Linked DNA regions of Mus musculus: all the other regions are linked to region 3. The links are chromatin loops, found by intact Hi-C in ENCODE. Cell type or tissue: heart. All regions are shown on one strand.

The links. Peaks named below come from ENCODE experiments on the same cell type or tissue, not always from the same donor. Only the 100,000 strongest peaks of a DNase experiment are listed, where the experiment ranks them.
Region 1: it touches region 3 in a loop (3-fold over the local background); 23 of 42 quality-filtered maps call a loop at or near these places.
Region 2: a loop joins it to region 3, with 5 times the contacts of the local background. A loop is called at or near these places in 4 of 42 quality-filtered maps.

Annotation. Positions count from the first base shown.
Region 1 is chr6:136,979,349-136,981,848 of GRCm38, forward strand. Gm30055 (a long non-coding RNA gene) reads left to right here and starts at 1,466. Exons shown (of 3, transcript XR_378077.3): 1 at 1,466-2,298. In heart, a CTCF peak has its summit at 1,340 (motif pointing left); DNase peaks (open chromatin) are centred at 133 and 1,143; H3K4me3 peaks cover 222 bases; H3K27ac peaks cover 1,342 bases.
Region 2 is chr6:137,191,049-137,193,548 of GRCm38, forward strand. No RefSeq gene overlaps it. Among named protein-coding and RNA genes, the nearest start is that of Rerg, 23 kb to the left of the region's middle. In heart, a CTCF peak has its summit at 1,238 (motif pointing left); no DNase peak of the experiment used is centred here.
Region 3 is chr6:136,860,238-136,862,737 of GRCm38, forward strand. No RefSeq gene overlaps it. Among named protein-coding and RNA genes, the nearest start is that of Art4, 3.9 kb to the left of the region's middle. In heart, a CTCF peak has its summit at 951 (motif pointing right); no DNase peak of the experiment used is centred here; H3K27ac peaks cover 2,108 bases.

The DNA of each region.
Region 1 (2,500 bases), 120 kb after region 3:
GTGATCCAGTTCACAATGGAGGGAAAACCACAGGGGCAGGCAGCCGTGGTGGTAGGAGTGAGCGCCTGCTCCCCCTCATTGCTTGTCTTAGCAGAACAGGAAGCAGAGAGCAGACAGGGACGAGGGACAGACCAGATAAACCTCAATGCCTGACCCCAATGGCCCACTTCCTCTGGTGAAGCCCACTTCCTAAAGGTTCCATAACCTTCCAAAACACCAGCCAAAACCCAAGTCAAGTGTTCAAACACAGACGTCAAACCACGATGCCAGGCTAGTCCGAAGCGGTAGACCAGGCTAGTCCGAAGCGGTGGCATGGTTGCTGAGGGTGGTGTATGGGTCCTTCCTGGCTTCCCCCTACTCGGATCTTCCTTCATCCTCAGCCCCCGGGAAGACAGAATTCAAAGTCTCTGTTGTTTAAATCGTCATGAAACACTTGGAGAACAACGGATGGTGAGCATCGGGAGACCCAGGCAACCACAGCTTCAGGGGCTCGCGTTAGAGCAATGAGCGCTGTGTCTTAGGAAGCCCAGGAGTAGAGAGGGAAGGGAAATGGCTAAGGAAACTGTGTCGGTCTGTGGAGGCCTGCAACATCTATAGTCCCCTGACTGTTAGGACAGATAATCTAGGTAGACCTGACTCAAGAACAGGAAAGACGTTTCCCCGGAAGGATCCCATGCACTGCCTGCAGTCTGCATCTTGTAAATATTTCAGCTGCCTTTCCTTTGACAACCTGCCTTGCAGAGCTGAGACCTGCTCAGCCAGCCTTAGTCATGATGTCCAGTCTAGCCTCTGGTTCAATGGGGACTAGTTTCTCGGTTTGCTTACATGCTATTTCTTATGCTTCTCTGGAGGAATAGTCACAGACACACACACACACACACACACACACACACACACCCCACACCCAAACTGGAGAACCCAACAATTTCCAAGAATTAGCTGGAGGGCTAAACATGCAGCCACCAAGAAGCCGAGGCTGGAAGACTGCAACTTCAAGGCAACTCTGAGCTACACAGGAAAGAGGGAGGGAGGAGGAAACAAAGTATTGGAGGGACTGGCTATAGGAGGAAGTCAGAGTGTCCACAGTGGACGGCAATTCAAGCTCTGTGGTTACTCTGAACACTTGTCACCAGGGTGCTCTAGCCAGAGAGTGGACAAGTCACAGGTTGTAGGACCGGGGGCTGCAGATGGGAGGGAAGCCTGAGGAGACCCTGGTCTCTGCGTGTTACTTAAGGCCTTAAACTATTCTTTCAACCATTTCTCTTGGTTCTTTACTCTGTGCTATTTTTAGCAACAATACTAGCTGTTTAAAAGTCCTAAGTTTGACTTAGACTGCCATCTTGTGGATGTTTGGGTTCACAACAAATAACAAAAATGCTAAAACTAAGTCCCTTTCCTCCTCCTCCTCCTCTTCCTCCTCTTCCTTTTCCTCCTCCTCTTCCGTTTCCTCCTCCTCCTCCTCTTCCTTTTCCTCCTCCTCTTCCTTCTCCTTCTCTCCCTCTTCTTCCTCTCCTTCCCTCCCCATCTCCCTCTCCTCTTCCTCTTCCTTCTCCTCCTTCTCTCCCTGTTCCTCCTCTCCTTCCCTCCCCATCTCCTCCCTCTCCTCCTCCCAGCCTCTTCCCTTCCTACAGACTCTCACTGTGTATCCCAGGGTGACTGAAGTTGGATGCTGATTGTGTATTGGGAACCATCCCTCAGCCCCCCCCCCCACACCGAGCATCCTCTTGTCTTTGCTGTCATCTCTTCTCTGTGCCTCATCTTATTGCTGACTTGGAAAGAAAGCACAGCTCATGGATCCTGCTCAGTTGGCCAGATACCAACACTGTGGTGACTGCTTGTTTTCCGTTTTCAGCCTTGAGTGCTTCTATTAGTAAAGTCAGAGCGAGTGATGATGACCTACTACCTCTTCCATTGTCAACATGTCCTAGGAATGTGTGTTCTGATGTCGGGAATGGAACTCAGCCCATTCCATTAGGAAAAACAGGATAGAATGAACTTAAACATAGACCTTCCACAGTGGTCCAGCAATCTCACTACTGGACCCAGAACTAAACTAATTATTCTGTCACAGAGCTGTCTTCCCTCTCTCATCTATCGTGTCGATGTTTCTCTTGGTCCTTTACTCTGTGCTACTTCTGCAAGTAAGACTAGAATGTCACTAGTAAGACTAGAGAAATAAGGAGTGGACCAGTGGGGACTTCAACAGAGGAACACATGTAAAGAAAAAGCGATGGACCAGGCAACAGAGTACCATCCGGCCTTGAAGAGGAGTGCAGGCCCTCATTTGTAACAGCACAGGTGAGCGTGCGTGTACATGTTCAGTGGAATAAGCCATGAACAGAAAGACAAATATTGTGATCTCCACTGTGGAAGGTTGAAAACAAGTCAGACTCACAGGAGCAGAGGGTAGAGTGTTGGCTTCAGAAATCAGCCGGAGGGGTTGGAAAGGTGGTGGATAGACAGATAACTTCAATGAGAGAACAAATAAGTTCAAAGCTCA
Region 2 (2,500 bases), 330 kb after region 3:
AACGCCAACCATCAGCAGGCGGGTCTTCTTTGGACAGTGGAGTGTCTCTCCTGCAAGTGTTGGTCTCTACCGCAGTTTGGTCTGTTCTCAGCTCTGTCTTCTGTTCCGTAATAGAATCCTGCCCACTTCACCCTAGTGGGTCTCCGACTCTAGCTCCAGGGCTGCAATGGTGGGAAACTCATGGTGGGAGGAGCTTGAGGCGGGTGGTCCTGTCGCAGGCAGTCCGGAAGCAGAGAGAGATCACTGGCGCTCAGCAATTTCTTCTTTTGTTGAGTTCATGAGCCCCACCCATTAGATGGTTCCTCCAACCCTAATTAACCCTGTCTAGATAATCCATCACAGACTGCGCAGAGATTTGTTTCCATGGTGATTCTAACTCCAACCAAGTTGATGATATTAACCATCACAGCCCTTGAACGCCCCTGTGCCAGCCACGGCCCCCAGTGTGGGACCGTTGGTTGGTGGTACTGCCGTTGAGTGGAGATTTCTGATTATGCTCTCTTTGAAGGGGTAATGGGGTCAGGTCTTCTTCTTTTTCATTTCCTGCTTTGAGATGAGTAGCTTTGCCCAACTATGTCCTCAGCTACATGAAGAGTTTGAGGCTGGTTGTAGTGTGGACTACACTCACTCCAGTTACAAGACAAAAACAAACACACAAATCAATATTCATGAGGCTTAAAAAAATCCTTTTTAATTTAAGGGACTGGATAACTGAGGTAAAAGTCCTGGATGCAAACACATAGTGAGGAGTTGGTTTCAGAGGGAGAGACTGGGTTTTGAAAGTCTGGAAGGGGATTGTGGAAAGAGTGCCAAGTTTGAGTATTGAAAGCGAAGTCTGTGTTTTGGGCTTGTGAACATCCCAGATAAGGCAGATGTCTTAAAACTGTCATTGTAACTTAACATTCAAAAGAATTTTACCTGAAATGATAAATCTAAACAGCACAACTTCGAAAGTGGAAAGACAGAAAGTAAAACAGAGACCCCGGAAGAAACAGCTCTATGTAGCTGACATGGCTTTGGGGGGCTAAAAAATGAGTTGTCCGAATTTTAATTTTACCGTTCTGGCTTTCTTAAAAATATTTTTACTAGAACTAAACTCTTGGAGAGTTCTGGATCCCACACAAAATCTATGCCTGTGTCGATGCGTATGGATCTCTTAGCTCTGGGGAAGGTAGAGGGAACTTGAAGACCAACTCCTGAAAGGTTTTTGGCCAGGGCTGCATCTGTGGTGCCACCTAGTGGTAGTTAGGGGTAAAAACTTTTTTCTTTTCAGAAGGTGAGTATTGGTTTGCTTGCTTTCAGCAGCTTTATTTAAAACTGAGATTAAAGAGTTATGAGTGTTTGTGAGCAGCCCGATGTGGGTGTTTGGAACGAACTGAACTTGAATTTTCTGCAAGAGCAGTGAGCTCTCTTAACCACTGAGACATCTTTGAAGCCCCCAACTGATCTTTGATACTGATTAAAAACAATAATTTATTAAGTCATATATTCTATAGTATTCTATTCTTTAACATATCAAGTGCTATGGCCTTATAAAATAGAATGTTCGAGCACTGAGTTCAGCATTATCATGCATGCTGATTAGGAATATTACTTTCCTTCTTTGCCTTTAGTCTTCCACCATGGGAGTCAGGCAGTTATTTCTTCCGTGATTACATTAGAAATTACTCATATAAATTGTATGCCCCCAACAACTATCTATACACAAATATATTTGAAAATGTCACTATCTATCATCTATCTATCTGTCAGTCTATCTATTATCTATCATCTACCATGTCTCTGTCTCTCTCTGCTGATCTTCAGAAGCAGTAAGCTCATATATATATATATATATATATATATATATATATATATACACATATACATATACATATACATATACATATACATATACATATACATATACATATACATATACATATACATATACATATACATATACATATACATATACATATACATATACATATACATATACATATATACACACACACATACATATATATGTGTATTAGTAAAAATGTAGCAGAAAAATGCTGTCAGTCACCGGCTAGTTGTTTGTGTGTGCACATGCATGCACACTTGTTTAAGAGTTTCATTTCTTTTCAGGCTTTCTTTGTTGTTCTCATGTTAATTCTCTGAGGACCCTGTCACAGTTTGTAAAAGCACTTCGGAATGTATAGCCTCGCCTGCTTTAAAAGTTTGTTACCAGTATTTTTGAAGGTTGGTTCTCTCTAGCACATTCTGGAAAATTCCAACAGCTGCCTCACCTGCTCGTCCAGGATGTCTTGTCTCCACTCTGGCCGCTGCAGGTCTGCAGTGAGCTCTGCCTGTGTCGCTGGCTTCCCAGTCTCAGTGTGTTCTGAACATCACTGGGGCAAGCAGGGTAAGAGGTGCTGTATGCAGATCATCAGCTCTGAAGCACGGCTTTCAGATCCAGACTTAGCTCTGCAACCCATACGACCTGCGTGGAAAACAGTCTGAGCCTTGAAAAAAG
Region 3 (2,500 bases):
TCTTTCATTAGGTGCTCCTGCTAAGGGACCACTGAGTGCCTTCCCTTTAATGTTCCGTTTTGGACTATCGTTGCTAACTCTCGGACATGCTTGCAGCACGAGCCTGAGTGTGTTTTCTGTATGCTTGAAGACATAATCGAGAGAACTGACCGCTGAGATATGAATGTGTATATTTAGGTTTAATGGCAGCCACCAGCGATGTTTGAAATGGCCTCTTAAGATGTTTGAAATTCTTAGATTCCCCATTACCAGCTGCTCCTGGGTATTGGAGGCATGGCAAGAACTGGAGTTAGAATCTGAGCGTTACCACCGTGCTCCTCACTCATTCACACACTGGCTAAGCTAGCTTTAAGGTGAGACATCTTGCTGGGCCTCACAGACTCAGGAAGGTTAGCGAGGTCAGACTCCTGCTTTCGTGAGAGACTCTGCTGGGCACCTCTTCTGTTTGGCTTTATGCTTGTTTTCTCAGCCTGCAAGAGAGTCAGGAGTAGAGACATTTAGAACCTTTTATCTTCATTTTTATTGGATGAATGTTTTGCTTTCATGTATCTGTTTGCCACATGTGTGCCTGGTGCCTGTGGAGGTCAGAGGAGGGCATCGCATCTTCAGGTTTGATAGGTGGCTGTGAACCCACACCCTCAGGTTTGATAGGTAGGTGTGAACCTCTCTGTGTGGGAATTGAACTCAGGTTCTCTGCAAGAGCAGTAAGTGCTGTTAACATCTGTGCCACCTCTCCAGTCCCGAAAGAGTCACCTTAACTTTCACTCCCTAGATGTGGCTACTGAGGTGAGGTTTTGGGAAATTGAACGAGTTACTTACTCTCCTGTCCTTCATACTCCACTGTCTCCCCAAGCTCGAAATGAGTGGTGTCAGTTTGTAATTATTGTTTGGGCAGCGTTCGCTAACATTCTTACTGTGAATGCCACTTCTAGACTTAGACCAGTAGAGGGCAGCAGGAACTTTGATAACATTTAATGTGATTCCCTGTGTTGTGTGTTGCAGGAGGAAAAGGAAAGTGTTTTTCAGTGTGATTTTTTTTCAGGCCTTACATTAAGTAGTTTAGTCACTGGGAGGGTCTTGCCTAGAGTTTAGGGGTGGGAGATGCTTGTATAGCCCTACTCGATTCTCAGCAGCTCCTGTTGAGATCTTGAACTCTCACCCGTGTGTCGGTTTTATCGACGAGGCATCTTACTGCTAGAAATCCGTGCTGTTGCCAGGAGAGGAGTTTGGTAGAGGCCCCGTATTCGACAGTCAAATCATTTTTAAGCTGCCTGTACTTTGTAACTCTCAGTTATCATTTACCGTCAACATCCTCAGAGAAGTGAGTGAAGCTGTCAGCTACCGCGGTGACTGTGAATCAATCCACTCTCTGCCCTATCAAGAAAGCATCTTAGGCTGTACCTGAGCCCTACAACAGCTGGAGAAGTGTTTGTTGAATGAATGAATGAATGAATGAATGAATGAATGAACAAGGGAGGGAGGGAGGGACTGTGGTGAAATGTCAGTACCCAGTGCTGCTCATCCTCCCCATACATTCCTTTATTCTGGACAGACCTCTGAACACTATAATATGTTTATCAGCTCCTTGAAGATCTTATGCAGTCCATTCTGATCATATTGCTTTTCCGCCCCTCCCCCAGCTCCTCCTGAGTCTGCATCCCACCTCCCCCGGCCTCTCCCAACTTTGCATCCTTTTTACAAATATCCCACCAAGTCCATGTGTGCTACCCATATACTCATGGGTTCGGGGCCATCCACAGGAGTGTGCTTGACCGTCCAGGGGACACCCACCTAAAGAAGAATAGTCTGCCTTCCCAGAAGCCATTGGCCATCGATAGCGTCTCATTTAGGGTGGGGACTCATAAGACTCTCCACTCCATGTTAGAATGCTCGTTGGCTTAGCCTTGTGCCGGAGACCAGAGCTGCTGTGGGTTCCAGAAGACAGAGGTGCTGCCGCTTCCAGTGGTCACTGTTATACCTTGGTACTCCATGACTCCAACCCTTCCTGTTCTGCCACCCGTCTCTGCGAAGTCCCCAGAGCCTTGCAAGGGTGGGTGGGTGTTATCCTGCGAACAGCTCTCATGGAGTTAAAACGCTCACTGTCTTCCTGTAAAACACTCTCCGTGCTACAGCTGGACATAACAGAGCCTGGAACGATGTAGGCCTTGTAGCTCCGTGTTCCAGCCAAGTGACACCTCTGCTATGTTGAGAAGCGGGAAGAAGGCCTTAGTAGGGATTGGGAATCCCACTCTGCAAAGCCATGTGCTAAATAAATCTTTACTTTAAAAAAAATTGTTAAAACCTAGGGAGATGCACAGCTAGCGTGTTGGCAGTCAGGACAATGTAAAGGAATGGGTCTTCTTCCTCCACTCTGATGGCCCAGGTCATCGGTCTTGGTGGCAAGTGCTTTTCACCCTGAGTTCTTTGGTCTCCCTTATTGAGGCCGAGGATGTGGCCGAGTTGGAAGGATGCTCTGTTAGCATTCATGAGCCTCTGAGTT